Regions from separate parts of the Mus musculus genome. Here region 2 is linked to region 1. Evidence: chromatin loops called from intact Hi-C (ENCODE). Cell type or tissue: heart. All regions are shown on one strand. Links, peaks and the distances in the headings refer to the core of each region. The heading gives the core; the rest is flanking DNA. Region 1 holds the start of Gm41053 (a long non-coding RNA gene). Region 2 has its middle 120 kb from the start of Gm31715.

What was found. Peaks named below come from ENCODE experiments on the same cell type or tissue, not always from the same donor. Only the 100,000 strongest peaks of a DNase experiment are listed, where the experiment ranks them.
Region 2: a loop joins it to region 1, with 4 times the contacts of the local background. A loop is called at or near these places in 2 of 42 quality-filtered maps.

The regions. Positions count from the first base shown.
Region 1 is chr13:107,922,966-107,931,269 of GRCm38, forward strand. It overlaps Gm41053 (a long non-coding RNA gene), which reads left to right and starts at 446. Exons shown (of 3, transcript XR_873936.1): 1 at 446-642; 2 at 5,863-5,978; 3 at 6,873-7,082. In heart, for the core only: a CTCF peak has its summit at 5,053 (motif pointing left); no DNase peak of the experiment used is centred there; H3K27me3 peaks cover 2,212 bases.
Region 2 is chr13:107,321,919-107,330,222 of GRCm38, forward strand. No RefSeq gene overlaps it. Among named protein-coding and RNA genes, the nearest start is that of Gm31715, 120 kb to the left of the region's middle. In heart, for the core only: a CTCF peak has its summit at 3,966 (motif pointing right); no DNase peak of the experiment used is centred there.

The sequences.
Region 1 (8,304 bases), core at 2,081-7,080:
GCGGTGACTACACAGAATTTGTTATATTAGCAGATGCCAGTCAACAAATCTCAATGTTAAGGTGGATCCAAGGTTATGACAATGCCAAGGCTGTCTATTAAGAATTACAAAAGGCCACACTGCTGACCCATCAGCAAGAATCAGGTTGTGTGCAGAAGTAGCGCAGGCCGGAAAGAGGCTCAGCCAAAAGAGAGACAGCTGAACCCTGGCTGAGCTCTGTGTTACCTGCAGAGGAGAGCCAAGTCCTTGCTCTTAGAAGAACTGCTCTCTCCGTTTGCAAGCAGAGACAGGGCACCCAGGAGGGGCCCCAGGAGGCTGGGAGTATGCTCAGGCAAATGTGAAACTTAAAACCCTGAAAGCTAAGCCCCAAATCCAAATATGCTGTTACGCAAAGCGTCCACAGATTGGCTCGTGCTTGATTATCGTATGAGGTTACTCGTTGGCATGAACTGCGCAGTTCTCTGGCATGCCCGTGGCTCATCAGTGGCATGCTTTCCTGAGTCAACATTGACCCACAGCCTGGCTCAGGGAGGGCCGCTTCAGCCCTGTCCAAGAGGCCATCGTTTTAGATGAAACCTCAAGCCAGCAGTCCTGTTCTGCTGGTGTCATCCTGCTTGGCTTTTCGTCTCCAAGGACAACATGGTGAGCCTATGCAAAGAGTACTTGAAAGGCTTGAGGGAATATACTGAGGGTTGCACCTAACTGTTGAAGTGCTGAATAGCTATCTGTCATCAGCTGGATGCGAAAAGTTACAATCCCCGCCAGGACTTTGGAGGCCAAGGGAGATGGCATCTCTCACGGGAGCAGCAGCGTTAGGCCAATTACAATGTTCAGCATTTTCCCAGAGCTCGGAGTTCAGAGCTCTTTGCAATCAGTTTGTTTCCTTAGCTGAGTTTCTTAAACACACACTACCCCTTGCGGAGCTCTCTGGGCCTCCACCCAAAAGCTAAAGGATACAAAGAGGAAGAAAAGACTGACTCTACCCAAAGAGAGAAACCAAGCCAAACATTTGAGCCTTTCATTATTCTCCAAAAGCCTGTCAATACTTACAATGGGGGGACCGGGAACAGCCAAAATGTGCAGCAATAGAAGGCTGGCTCTGTACAGTGTGGAAAAAACAAGCAGCCATTAAAATCAAGCTGCAGATTATGGAGGAAACTTTAATGATGTGGAAAAATATAAACAAAAGGTTGTCACGTGACGGAAGTCATAAGACAGCATGCATGTTTGGTTGTATTTTATAAAAACAGATACATATATTTTACTTAATGTACACAGGCAGAATATTAGACAAGAAAAATACAATGCTAATAATAATACTTATAAGTTAGAATTGATTAACTTTTCTATTTATTTTCCTCTGGATTGTTTACAATTTCAACACTATTTTTATTTTAGTTATTTTTAATATTTTTTTAAAACTGTGCTCACAGTCCTCAGGCCAAACAGTAGAGGAATTTGTCCAGTTTTCCTCTAGTATATATGGGACATGGTCTCTGCAGAAGTGAATATGTTTCTTTGTTTGTTTGTTTCTGTTTTTCTTTACTCTTCATTTTCCCTTGAGACCCAGCCTTAAAATGTAGCCTAAGTTAGCTTTGAACTCTTGACCTTCGTGCTTCAACCTCCCAAGTGTGGGATAACAGGAGTGTGTCACCATCTTTCTTTTCCTTGCTCAGTCAGTCTGCTGGATCGCAGACCAGTGGAAACAGGAGTTACTCCCACAACCCATAGAGGGTCTCAGCCTTCTTGCTGCAGGCAGAAAGTGGAGTAAGGGGAATATCTATTGGGCTGGAAGGGAAGACACACTGGGCAGGATTTAACCTTCCTCGAGTCTTAAGTAGTGAGATGAGTCTAAACTTCCAACCCCATGCTCAGTGTTGTCAGACAGTACACTACCCTACCCCCAGCAGGGAATGGGTATTGTTCAAGACGCTATCTTGCTGATATTTTCTTTCAGTCTTAGCATCCCTGGAGGGAACTGGAGGGGGGCAACTCCCTTATTGTATGGGTAATCCTTGCTAATGTCTTCAAGGCTCCAGGCACTGCGTGTGAAGCCAAGCTCCATTTTTTGTGAATATCTCACATGCTCTCACATGAACTCTTGGGGGTTGGTAATGTTGTTGTGCCCATTTTACAGATGAAAAAATTAAGGCTCAGGAACATTGAACAATTATCAGGGAACCCACAGCTAAAGCATGACGAAACCAAGATTTGAACCTATATTTAGGTAGAAGCTCTTTTCTTTTTCTTTTGGTCTTTGTTTGTTTTGTTTTGTTTTGTTTTTTAACAATCTCTTGCAGGCTTAGCACACAAGTGTTTTGCACAAACGTGTTTTAATTACTCTTTCCTTTCCCCTATTTTGTTATCCACCTCTTTTTTTGTTTGTTTGTTTTCAAAAAGAGAAGAAACAGGAATAATGTTATAAAATACAGTCCTGTGCCAGGCAGGGTTCAGGGGCCCCACTTGGCATTCAGGACTCATTGCCAAAAAGCTTGGGTTAAAAACAAAAACGAAACACCCAGTCCAAGCACGGTGATTCTCAGCTGGCAGTGGAGAGGCTGGCACTCTCTCTCCAGGGGTTCAGCCTGCCCCATACAAGGTGCTTGCGCCCAGGTATTTGTAGTTCTTATGTAACAGGACACCACTTTCAACTTGGCCAACACGTTAGTGCTTGTAGGTACAGCTCATCGGGTTTTTTTTTTTTTTTCAGTCAGACATACAATGCACCCTGAGTCATGTGTCAAGGGCTCAAACAATGTTTTTATTGTGAGCAGAGCCCTAAGGGCCTCGTCTTACAATCCTCACATGTGTGTTGTGTCACCCGAGTGGAGAAAGGGCCTGCCTGGTGCTGGGGCCTGTGGTCCTCTGCACCAACAGCAGACAGACTTGGGCATGCCGTGAACCACCCACCCATCATTGGCCCTCTAGAAGCTGGAGGCTTGGCCCTCACTTAACCAGCCTCCTTGTTTGATCTTCTTTTCACTTTTAGTACCCGCCGCGCTTGTGCTCGGTCTCTTTGCCTTGCCTAGTTTTTTTCTGAGTTGTTTTCTCTCCTGTGTCTTGGAAAGCTATATCCATTGACACCACAAAGCACAGAGTCAGACCCCTTTCCCTCTCTTCAAATGGTTCTTCTCTGCGCCACACATCATTTTACCAGTCTCTCCACCTCCCTCCCTGCCCCCACTCTCTCTGCTCCCAGCCCCGTGTGTGGGGAGTGTGTACAGGAACATATTATGTTAATTCACATGTGCTTGCTGAGATGTATATTGACATATCACTATGTCTTCTTCAATTTCTTTCCACAGTTGTTTGTTTGTTGGTTGGTTTCTGTTGTGTTGTGTTTTATTGCTCTCTGTATTATTTTTGGAGACAGGTTTCTTTGATGAATCTAGATCTTGCCATTTCAGCTAAACTGCCTAGCCAGCAAGCTCGAGGGATCCGCCTGTCTCTTTCTCTGTGAGAAGGAACTACAACTGAGGTTGTAGATGTTTGGGGTCAAACCTGGCATTCTACCTGGGTGCTGAAAATTCAAACTCATTTCCATAGGAACCTCTTTGTCCACTGATCTCTCTTTCCAGGCTTCAGATCTCTCACAATTATATCGGCAGACAAGCTGAAGGCACCCACAGAACATGGAGGCCCAAGTGTTGAAATGACTCACAGTGGTCACTTTGGTATACATTCTGTGGAAACCCAGCTTTTCATAGAGCAGGTTTATGATATACATCTTATCTGGATGTTTCTTTGGTTTCCTGAAGCTCTTATGTTCTGTGTAGGTTTTTTTGTTTTTGTTTTTGTTTTTTTTTTACTGCACCCTTCTCATCCTCACAAACACGTTTTTCAGGTAAAGCTACTGGAAGGTTCTATTTCAAAAGAAGAAGGAATATGAACATGACCGAGAGAATCTTTCCATCTGCAAAAATAAATGCAAACCGTTCCGTGTACAGTGTCCTACAGGGCAGGAGAATTGTACAACAGCAATAAAATTGTCAGCCTTCAGTAATAAGCCACATTTTTCATGGCACTTTGTCATCGGAGAAGCACTTTTTAACAGTCATTGTGAATTTACCCATTTATTTACTTATTCTTTCAAAATCAGGACTATGTTAAGATGTCCATTGGCTTTAGGCACATGCCTTCTCAGGCTTCTTTCTTCATCAAACATACACACACACACACACACACACACAAGATGGGAGGGGAGAGACAACAGAAGTCTGTCATGGACCCAGCAAGAGCACCAAGGAGTCAGCTCCTAACGCCATGGAGAGCAAGACATGAAGGGGATGCCTCCAGTGAGCAGAATCTTCCAAACTATGGGATTTGGGGCTGTGTTTCAAATAGGGGCATTTCCAGAAGGCCCCTTGAAAAGTTATTGGGCCAGAGAACAAGCACACTCTGTGACACTGTGGTGGGCTTCATAGCCCCCTTAGCAAGTAGACTTTCGTTTTGCTATTTTGTGGATGCACACACAGGAGGACTTTTAGGTCAAACAGTGGTGTCCAGCTGAGTGGGCCATGGATGGAGGACAGAAGCTCAGGGAATCTATCTGTCTCTGAAGGGGGAAACCACATGTTTAGTGTGGAAAACATTTCCCCCCTGATCGTATAAAAGGACATGCTTCAAAGCAGAACATGATTCTCATCGGTGCTGAAAAACAACAGAATAAAGGAGCTGCTGCTAGAGCAGAGCCTTATCAATGGGGAAAATGTATGCATTTCAAGCTAATCAGAAGAATCTGGCAGTGCCGTTGCCAGGTGTTGAAGGCACATGCGTCTGCCAAGCTTCCGTGGTTGGAATATCTACAGCAGATATTCCGGCTGTCCCAAGAGCCATTCTAAAAACTTTATATAAGTACTTTTCATTCACATCAGAATTCTATGTTGTGAACGGTTTTGTTCATTTATTTTGTTTTGTTTTTAATCTCCATTTGTCTTTTTAATAAGTAGACTAAGACTCGGAGCCCTTTGATAGTGGCAGAGCTGTGTGATTCAAGCTGGGACACCCCAGATCTAAGATGGAAGCTCGTGGCTACAGCCTCCACTCTGCCCCCTTGTGTCAGCCATCTACTCTGGATGGCCTCTACGCTGGCCAGCCTCCTGAAGGAGCCATAGACAAGTGCTCTCTGATCCAGCAGTAGAGACCTTAGCTAAAACAGTTAACTCTTTTTTTTTTTTTTTTTGGTTTTTTGAGACAGGATTTCTCTGTGTAGCCCTGCCTGTCCTGGAAGTCACTCTGTAGACCAGGCTGGCCTCGAACTCAGAAATCCGCCTGCGTATTAATGGTTTGTCTGAAAATCCAAGTTAACTGGGCATCAGGTGTTACAGACAGCATCTCTGCCCGTGCTTACAGTGATGAATTGTGGGATCCTCTGAGTCAGTTTCCAAGGCTTTGCTGAGACTCTCATTGTTGCGATGAAACACCGTGACCAAAAATCAAACTGGGGGAGGAAAGAGTTTATTTGGCTCACACTTCCATGTCACTGTCAACCATTGTAGGAGGTCAGGACAAGAACTCAGCAGGGCAGGCACCTGGAGACAGAAACTGATGCAGAGGCCATGGAGGGATGCTGCTTACTGGTTTGCTCCCTGTGTCCTTCACATCTCACTCTCTTATAGAACCCGGGACCATCTTATAGAACCCAGGCCAACCCAGGACTCAAAGATGGCCCCTCCCACAATGGGCTAGGCCCTCCCCCATCAATCACTAATTAAGAAAATGCCCCACAAGCTTCCTACAGCCTAATTATATGGAGACATCTTCTTAATTGTGGTTCCCCCCTCTCAGATGACTTTGGCTGGGATCAAGTTGATGTAAAGCTATTCAACACGTTAAGTGAGTGTTTTGTTTCTATTTCTTCAGTGTGGTGGTCCTCAGCATTGGCTTGGCCATTCCTCCTGCTCGGGGTGTTCCTCTGTGCTCAGCTTCTCACCTCTCATCCAGCTCTGGTCTCGTGTGCACTGGTGAAGACCTCATGAGTAAGCCCTTGTTTCATCCCAGTTTTCTGGAAAGTCCAGGGCTTTGCCAGGCAGACAGGTAAATTCTTAGTCATGAACATCCCGTAGACAGACCCTGTTTCCTTCATTGTAAAACTCACATCCTAACCAATGAACCTGTGGTTCGGGAAGGTAAATTCATTTACTGAGACACTCATTCGCCACTCACGCTCCTCTAGTTTCTTTCTATGAAAGAGCTTTCCAGGTTTCTCTTGAGAGACATTTAAGCATTATTAGAATGGCATTAATTAGTTTAGACCATCATTGGCTCATTTAATAACTACATCCATTTGTTGGAAGAAACTCCCAGCTTTGCAGTCAAAGGGATACTGTGACATATGGACTGAGAGAAGCGGTCTCAAAGCAGCCTTAGCATCAAGATGTCCCGCTATCTTCTGCTTTACTTTAGTTGCGACTGCCAGAATCAAAATAGAGACCTTTCAACCTCAGCTCTTTACAATAAACCCAAAATGTCCTATTATCTCTATGCAGAATTCATTATATATCCATTCTACGCATGATGATTGATAGCAAAGACAGAAAGCTCCAGGTTTAGCTGCCCTGTACTCTGTGTCGTGTGTCGTCCCCTTCCCGTTGCATGTCCTGATAGGTTAGCCTTTTTAAAAGCCAAACTGCTCTAAACTACCGGCTTACAGGAAAATGGCAAGCAATAGAGAAAGCCTGTGCCAACGCTGTGCAGTGGATGTACACAGCACATCCCAGAGAGGGTCAGAGGTCACCTGAAAATAAGCCTAAATTGAGAAAGAAAGTCATGGGTCTATGGGAAATGGGGGGAGGCTCTACATAGTAACAAAACATTCTTTCCTGTGTTTAAATTCTGAAATGGAACCAGGTTTTTGCTTTCTTTCTCTGCAGGAAAGAAGCTACAAGGAACCAACAATCTTTGTGGAGGTGGGAAAATTGTCCCCAGAGTGTTGGCTGGGCATGCACCCAAATTTACCACCTCTGTTGTTGACTTCAATGAGGCTTCTCCTACAGTAGCCCAGGGAAGCAGACGGATGAAAGGAGAGGAGTGGCCCCATCCAGTTCCCTGTGACTCCCTGCCTGGTCCCCTGGGCATCCCAAGGCCCCACCTTCTCTCTGAACTCTGACCTATGACCCTGGCCTTGTGCTTAACATGGCTGTGGAGGAGATGGAAAAAGAGGAGGCTTCTGGCTCCAGTCACACATGAAATAATTTCCCTTTCTCTAGCTATCTTGTCAGGTTCTGAGAGCCACAGACATGGTATTTCTCTAAGTCCTGGATGCTCACGGGCCTGGGCAGTCAAGCTGTCTTGAACAGTTGTACGTGTGTGTATGTCTTGCATGTGAGTCTGAGGCTGCCTTCAAGCTTCACCACTGCCAGGTTCTGTGGCTTCAGCAAGTCCCTTCATCTCTCTGGAACCTCGTTTGCCTCATCTTTGAAATGGATGCATCATATAGATACAGAGTAGGGATTACTAAATAGGCTGACTCTAGTCATCTACAATCCTAACTACTACCCCTAAAAGTTAGTGAAGATAAAAAAGGAAGTTTTTTCCCCTGCTTGGGTTGCCACTGAATAATTAACAGATGGGACTTTTTCATGTGTGACAAAAGCTGGGGTTTGGGCTCTAGAAACTTTGTATATCCTACGAGAATATGCAGGATCATAAATATATTATTATGTATCTTAATCATCTTACCTTCCCAAATAGCATGTGCTCTTTTTAAAAGGTTTCCTTACAGGGTTCCAATGAGTTCCAGACAAGATACTTTGTGTAGTTGTTTTGCCTTTCCACATGCTGCTGTGCATTGGATACACTGGGCTATGCCATTAGCCTTTTTCACTGGCTTCTGGGAACCACTGCTAGGCTGCCTCTAAGTGACCTTCCAAATATAATATTCTTCAATTCCATGAATCTATAGTAAAAGCTCAGACTTGGCCTTTTTCAGAGATTTTATGTGATAATTACCTGTTACATACAAATATTGTTATCACTTATACCCGATAATCTTACACAGTTAATGGTTATTTGTGTGTGTTTGTTTGCATGTTTGTTTGTTTGTTTGTTTTGAAACAGGTTCACTCTCAGCCCAGGTGACCTTGAACTTCTGATCCTCCTGCCTCCATATCTTCAGTGATAGGATGACAGGCACATAACATCACACCCAGTCCTGAAATATTCTTTTTAAAAAGAGCACACGCTATTTGGGAAGGTAAGATGATTAAGATACATAATAATATATTTATGATCCTACATATTCTCGTAGGATATACAAAGTTTCTAGAGCCCAAACCCCAGCTTTTGTCACACATGAAAAAGTCC
Region 2 (8,304 bases), core at 1,616-6,615, 600 kb before region 1:
GTATTTGTCTGTTGTTACCAAAGGAGCTAGAATCTTAAATAGGTGTGACCAGAGTGTCAAAGCAAGAATCCACAGCTCAGATTTTGGTGTGAGGACCTCTTCCTTAAATCTTAGCTGAGCAAACTGTATTGCTTCATCCTATGCCCAATGACTTAGAAAGCTCCACTTCCGATGGGGAAACATTTGTATTCTACCTAACAAGACGTTCTGTAGTCCAAGAATGGCTCTTTTAAATGATTTTTTCACACATGACTACTTATCAATTGCATTTCTTCACACCAGACAATCAATCATTGATGTACTATCATTCTCCTAGTCTTAGATACAGTGTTATTAAACTGCTTTGTTAGGCCTTTAAGTGGAACAATCCAGAAAACCACAATTCCTCCAGTAGAAAGTCTTCAAAATCCTGATCAGTCAGCTTGTCTACATTAGTGACACCAGAGTTGGACGACTTAAAATCTCTAGTTCCTAAGCACAAATAGGTGTGTCTCTGAATGTTTTTTGCTCACCCTCATCCCCAAATAGAGGCAGGGGGAAGGTAGTATAATTATACCATCTTTTTGGTCTGCCAAATTCTTAGATTATGTTACTTATTGATAAGAAGTTTGGGTATATTTCCTCCCCCTCCCTATTTTTAAAGCTTGCCCTCTTCAGTGACCATTTGATTTAACCCTTCCTTATTGACTTATTTAACCGTAACATGAACCTTATTTAACCCTACACTGACTCTTCAAGATGCTAATATGGTATGTCTTGAGAAGCTAACAGAATGATTAAATGTGTAAATTATTAAAATAGTGTGGAGAGCTGTGCCATGAGCAATTGCCATTATAAGATGGCGTTGGCCTCCACTGTGCCTAACTAGTAAACAAGCCTTGTACGCAGGTGCGAGAGTGAACTCACTCCTAGTCACTGCCCATTCTCAGGGCGTAATAGTGGAGTGATGGGTGAGCAACGAATCAGGAGCTGTCATGCCATATCAGGTGCTGAAACATCACGCTGTGGGCTATATAAGCGGCGCCATTTTCCCGGTTCGGGGTCTTCCTGAAGAAGTAAGCAATAAAGCTTTGCCGCAGAAGATTTCGGTTTGTTGCGTCTTTCTTGCCGGTCGAGTGGGATGCAATAAAATAGTAATAAAGAATAATTCCCAACAAGGAGGTATTAATAATTTTGTTCACAATTTTTTCCAGGATACATTTTGAGGCTATTGTAGATGAGATTGTTTTCCAAATTTCTTAAAAATAATTTGTAATTATAGTAAAATTATATTGTTTTCCTCCTTCCTTTTTCTCTCTCCAACTTCTCCCATTCTGCTCCACTAGCTCCCTTTCAAATTCATGGCTTCTGTTTCTTGACTTGTTATTCACATACACACACACACACACACACACACACACACACACACACACACGAGTCTGTTTAGGTTGCTTGTATGTATACTATTTTAGATCTAACCACTTGGTATTAGATAGCCAATAGGGGGAAGGAGTAATTCCTGGGTAAAACTCTTTCTCCCACTTCCAGCATTCCTTAGTTGCTTGTAGTTCCTTGTCCAGGAGGAGCCTGAGCTGTCCTTGTTCTTGATGTCCTTGTTCAGGTCTTGCTTAGGCAGCCATATTGTTTAGATATCATGGGAACAGCTTCTCTGTCATTTCTCAGAGACACAATTTTACAACAAATTTCCTGGTCCTTTGGCTCTTAGAATCTTTCCACCCCCTCTTCTTCTATATTACCTAAGCTTTAGGTGTAGAAGTTGTGTTGTATATGTACACATTGAAGAATTTTGGCCAGTTGTGGTTTTATGCAGTGATCTCCATCTGTTACAAAGAGAAATTTATTTGGTGAGAGGTGAAAGCTATCCTCATTTGTGGGTATTAAACTAAGAATTTAGAATGGAGGGATGATGGCAGGGGCAGATCAGGAATATTTATTATGAAAAGTATAAAAGTAGCTTACCTTTCCTGTTATGTCTTCTGTTTTAAGAAAAATTTAGATTCATTTAGAAAATATAGTTGGGGAAATGGGTCTCAATTTCCATGTCTGCAAAATGGAGATGTAAGTCTAGCTGACAATATATGTTTCCTTTATTTCTGATTATTATATACAATATGTTAAAAGTGAATAAGACTGAATAGAAAAAGGAAAATGGGGGTAAGGCATAGCCTCAGCTAGAGGGTCTAATTAGAACTAGATGGATTTGATTTCTTTAGGAAGCAAAGAGCTTTCTTTAATGGCTCTTTTTAAATGGGTGAAGAAATGGCACAGTAGCTTGCCTAGATCTGATCTAACTGAACCTGAGGTGAACCATGATGTCCACACACTAATTCACACTAATGTCAGAGCTGACATTTTAGCAGTCTGTGGTTCCTGTTCATATCTTTGTTTATGATTCTCTTCAGAGCCAACCTAGTGGCCATTCACTCTCATTTCAACTTTGATCGGCTTAGCTCATAAACATTTTACAACCTTTAGCTGAAAAGGAACCCAACTCTTAGCTTTGGCTGTCACCATACCATCGATATTCCTTTTAGAAGCTCTGCTCACAGTACAGTTTATTATTGAAACCCAATTGTTAGAAAGGTGACACCCCTTAACCTACAGTTGTGCACACAGAAGAGAATTACATCCTGAAGTGGAAGTTTCTGGTTTCTTTGGAGACTCAGTTGTGTCATGTGATGCTTTTCTGGAGACTGTTGTGTGAGAGGATATTTTGCTGAAGCTGACACATGGGAAACTGTTCTGCTGAGAACAAACATGTGGTGTTTTGCTGGAGTGGACACTGGAGAGGACATGTGATGTCTGGAAAGGGTACAAATATAACTCTCTTGACTGGATGACATTCTGGCATTACCTTGCCACTCTTTGCTGTTCTTCATTGGTTTTTACTGATGTGATGTGGTTTACCATCCCTTCTTCACTGATCATTGTTTGTCATGACTTTGTAGAGAAAATTACACCAAAGAACTTCTCATGATTTTCTGGGGGCTTCTTGCCCCTTCTGTGGACTTGGGCAGATTGGCAGAGCCTCATGGTTTCCTCTGGATCAAACATTCATTGCTGATTCGTGAATGGTGTTTGCAAGTGAATCAAGCTACTGCTGCTGGTTCCTGTCAACTGAACTGCTGATATCCTGACAATGAAGATTGGAATCACCCAAAAGAACTATTTCTAAACAGGTCCACATCCTCCTTTGCTCTATTAACCTTTCCTTTCCACCACCTCTGGTGGGTGGAGGGCTAGAAGGGAGGTTAAAGCATTTAAGAACCCTTATTAAAGTAGGTTTTAGAAAAATCTAAGCCTACAGAGTCTGCCTCTCTATCTCATTTTTCTCCTTCCTCTATGAACTTTCTTCTTCTTTATATATGTCCCACAAGCTCATATGGCTGGAACTCCTTACCTTCACTGCAGAGATAAGTTCAGCCCATTAAAATGGGTATTTTAAAGGAGAACTTAGACAAGTAAGGACTTACAGATAAGCACTGTGGAAATAAAATGGATCGCCATGTGCTGCTTGGCCTAGTTATCCATGAGGGAAAGGTGCTTATAGGGCTAAACGCAGACACCTGTGTATGATAATGGGTTTCTCTCCCCCCTCTCTCTTCTCTCTTTCTCTCTCTCTCTCTTCCTTCCTTCCTTCCTTCCTTCCTTCCTTCCTTCCTTCCTTCCTTCCTTCTTTCCTTTTTTTTTTTTCTTGGTCAGTGATTATGTGGAAGAAAGACACTTGAATATCTGTTGGTTGGAAAATTCTACAGGCAGCTTACGCTCTTTTTAGATGCCATGGGCAAAACATCCAAGTCTTGGCACCAACTCTCTTCTAATCCAACTTATATGCAACTCATTGCATCTTTTTCAGCCCCAAAGGCTCTGAGTAGAGAAGGAGCCAATGCCAAGGACAAGGGTGTTCAGCTTGGATCCAAACCCTGGAAGACAATGGAGCCCCATTGTGACTGACACAATGAGCCACTGGATGGCAGTGTGGGTCCATGCAGATGAAGGTGGGCAGGCCATTTGTCTTTCTTTTTAAAAGGCCATTTAAGTTTGACAGGTAATTTGGCACATTTGGAGTTTGAGTGTGCCAAATGATTTGGCAAATATTTCACTTTCCTTTGAAAATCAGCACACCTGCTGTTGTGGCCTGCAGGAAAGTGGAGGTGGTAGCACCTCCCTCAACTCCCTTGTTAGTGCTAAATTCATAGTGGAAAAAAATTGGGTACGAATATAGAGACAACCTATCATAATGTTCAGTGTGGTACCATGATTTGAGAAATGGTTGGAGGTTTGTGTCTCTTTTGGGCCCAACCTCTGCTTTTTCGGGGGGGGGGGGTAACTTTTGACTTCACAGTGATGCTGTCTCCCTAGTAGGTAGCTCAGCTGGCTCTTGGCCAGGTGGGATGAAAAATCTTGTCCTCTACTGGTCCTCCCACCAAGAGCATTAGGAAAATCCCCAACGTTTCCTTTTCTCAAGAAATCTCTGCTTTTCCCTTAGTATGCTTAATAACCAGATGACCCAAGCAATGTGAGAGTGTCTCCTAGGTGTCTTAATCATCTCAAAGGCATTGGTTTGCTGAACATGAAGGTGACAGTTAAATGTGGACATTCCATGCTTGTGGGAAAATATGGATGATGGGTTGAAATACAAGGCCATTAGGCCAAGTTCCTAGCCTACCAAATTTAAGTCCGTTTCCCATAGTACATGCTACTCAGCGTGTTACAGATGAATAAAAATAGTGTTATCATTAGTGTAACTTTAAGTATGATCTATTCTTTAAAAAGGTAAGACATTTTTAGTCCCAATTACTATAACTGACATACCTAGAGTATGATGTGGGACCACTTGCCAAATGCCTAGTAACACACCCATAGCAGGTTAAAAACAGACAGATTAAAGAAGAGAGATTAGTGAGTTTTGTCAGTACCATGCATTGACTAGTCAGAGGAACAGTGATTGTGTCAAATCTTTTAACCTTTTGAGATATACCAAAGAAGCATGCTATAATAGGATGACTCTGGGTTCAAATTTTGAGGAATGGCTTCTAGTCCCAAGTCCACTTAGCAGCTATGTGTCAGTGCAGACATTATTAACTCTCTAACCTGTCTTCCTATCTGAATATGGAAAAGGCAATTCAGATGAACTCCTGCAGCTAGAAACCATTGTGATTCCCTTTGGTCTAGGTAGTTTTAAACATTTTCACATACTCTTGGTGTATATTCCAATTAGATAGAGCAGTAGTAAAATGGGAGGGTATATTTATTGAAGTAAAATATATACTAAGTAACTGCCATTTTTTAATGCAGCAAATAGCAGTGCCATAAAAAGAGACTTTTGGAAGAGTAAGAGACTTTATGAAAATATACATACTCATACTTTTAACATTCAGCTATTGAGTTCCAATTAAGACCTTCCATAAGTATGTATTTTTTTTGTCTTTAGGTACTCATTAGTTGTTTTATATTTCTCCATTTCCTACCACTAAAGTTTCACTTCTTGAGAGGCCAGATGAAGAATGTTATGGAGGGTGATGGAGAGCTTGACAAGAGAGGTTTCTGTTGACTGACAGTGGAAACCTAGTTGGAGCAGATTGAAAAAGAACACTGGGAGGCATGTGGCTGGAGAGACGACTGAATACATAGAGTATTTGTCTGTATTTGATTCCTGGCATCCACATCGTTGGTTGAAGGAAAGGAATGGGCTCCTGCAGGTCAACCTGTGACTCCCACACCTACACATGTCATGCATTCCTCAATACATATGATTTTTAAAAACCTGGGCATGCATGGTGATCTGCCTATAATCCCTAGCTTAGGAGAAGTAAGGAGATTCCCCAAGATATGCTGGCTAGAGGTGTAGCTAGACCAGTCAAATCCCAAGTTTCTGGTTTAATGAGAGTTTCTGCCTCAGTGAATGAAGGAGAGAACGACTGAGGGGGATGCTCAATGTCAACTCTTGGTCTTCACATGGATGCTATTCTCACATGTGTGACATACCCCCCACACACACACACACACAGAGAGAGAGAGAGAGAGAGAGAGAGAGAGAGAGAGAGAGAGAGATGAGGAAATGGTAGCAGCATGCAGATGTGGGCCTCAGTATTTACAGGTTTTGTACCTGCGTAGTCCATTAAGCACAGACTAAAGATATTGAGAGAAAAAGGTCTAGATGAACCGTGTCCAAGCCCTTTTCATCATTGTCATTATTTCCTAAAGAAAATCATATGCCAACTATCTATATTAGCAGCAATCTAGAGATAGTTTTAAGAACATAGGATGATGTTTGTAGATTATATGCAGATATGTCTTAAGGGACATGTGCATCCATGAGTTTTGGTATTCATGAGCTTCCTGGAACCCATGCCTCAAGATTATTGAGGGAAAAGAGTATTTACATCTCTTATGAGAATTATTGTTTTAAGAAAAGGCAAAAAGCCCCCGCCACAGAACCAAAAACAAAAATAGGAAAAGAAAAAAGAGGTAGTTGCTGGTACGTGAACTCTAGAGAGAGACTCTTTTCTAAGAAGGTAGACATTCTAAGACTCACTGTATCTGAAGAAAAATATAGATATAGGTTACCATATATTCAGAGTTTTCGCCAAAAGGCTGAGGCCAGCTTATAGATCTCGGGCTCATTTTATCAAGAGCAAAACTACCTTACATGCCCTGTGTCTTTAAGCAGAGCTGCCAGGGTGGAGGAGGCCCAGGAACACTCCTTTTTTTTTTCTGCCAAGTTAGCAAGCTTTGATTCAAGAGACCATACCATCCCAGAACTGGCCAGTCATAGCATCCTAACCTCTCATTAAACCAACTGTGGAGTCTGAGGCTTAGCAGAGTTAGACTTGAAACTTTGCTCTCAGAATTCTACTGGGTAAGGATTTAGAACGTGGCTTTGGGACCTAAAAATACCTCTGAGTGGAATTATGCCATAGTTTATTAGTTGCATAACCCCCAAGGCAAGTTATCCTTGGTTTTCACATCAGCTGAATGACAGAACTCTACACTATTTCAACAAATAAGCATTGGAATGAGGCATTTTCTTCTACAATTGTAAAATTAAACCAAGAGAAGACAAGTGCTTCGTCCAGTGATGGGTATTAGGGTAAGCACTGATTCACGTTGGCCATTTGCATGCATAGAAATGAAATGTTATAAACTTGCATGTACAGAAAAATTCTAAAAATGTTATGGATACTTCTACAAATGGGATATAATAAACACCAGAGAAAGCACACAGGCCACAATGTTTAGTCTAAGTCTTGCTAAGCGTGTAACTAGCTGTAGTCACTGTGCTCATAGACTCTTACTCATGGTTGACTCAAGTCTAAGGCCTTTTTCCAAGGCCTGTTTGGCCTGCCCATGTGCAATGGTTATCTTCTCTATGAAAACTTCAGAGTCACCTCCCTCCCACATGGACGCAGGATACCCCTGTTCTCTCTTGCTCTTTGAAGCTAGCCAGGAGTTTAAATTTGCTGGTTGTGGCTACGGGTTGCCAGGAACAAAAACCAATCGTCTTTCAATGGCTTCAGAATTGCCTGACAGGAACAGAATGAGTGCAACAAAGCTGTGGACCCGGGCAGAAAGGCTGAGGGACAGGAAAGGAAAGCTATCTTTGCCAGCTCTTCCCAGAGCTATAAATGTACTCACTTTCAGCGGGCTGGCCAGACGCTGCCTCTGCTTCTTTGGGTAGGTGTCCTCCTTTCTTGTTGCCCCATATTCTGCTTCTTGACATTATCACAGATTCTGTTTGTAGTAGTCCAAGTAGCTTAGGATGTTTGTTCTCTCCCTTGGGAACCCAATTCCCCCCTTTGAAAAAAGAAATTTCCCAGTCACCACTTTGCTTAAACCATGTTTCCAATGTTAGTTTTCTTCTCGCTGGAGATGAGCAAGGCAGGGCAGAATTAAAACCCAAAGAACAGCATAAGTTAATTGGAGTCTGAAAAGATCAGGATACTCAAAGCTCAGCTTGATAAAACCCCATAGGGTTTGGAAATGAGTCTTATGGGATCCAAAAAATAAAATAAATAAAATTTAAAAACCTGTTTCCTATTGCCCCAGGGATCCACTTACCAACTTTCTATAGTAATCTTTGAACTTCTGAACTACAATCAAAGGCTTAGTTTAAATAAACAATATATTTATGCTTCTACTTTACATATACTGCTGAAAAAGTGGCTGAGATGCAAAATAAAAGTTTTATAATCTTCTTAGTTATATAAACTGTACTATAGTGGAAAATATTGTGCCAAGATGCCTGACTTTTTTTGGCTATAACTGACATATACATAATTTTATCTTTCTCAGTTAAACACA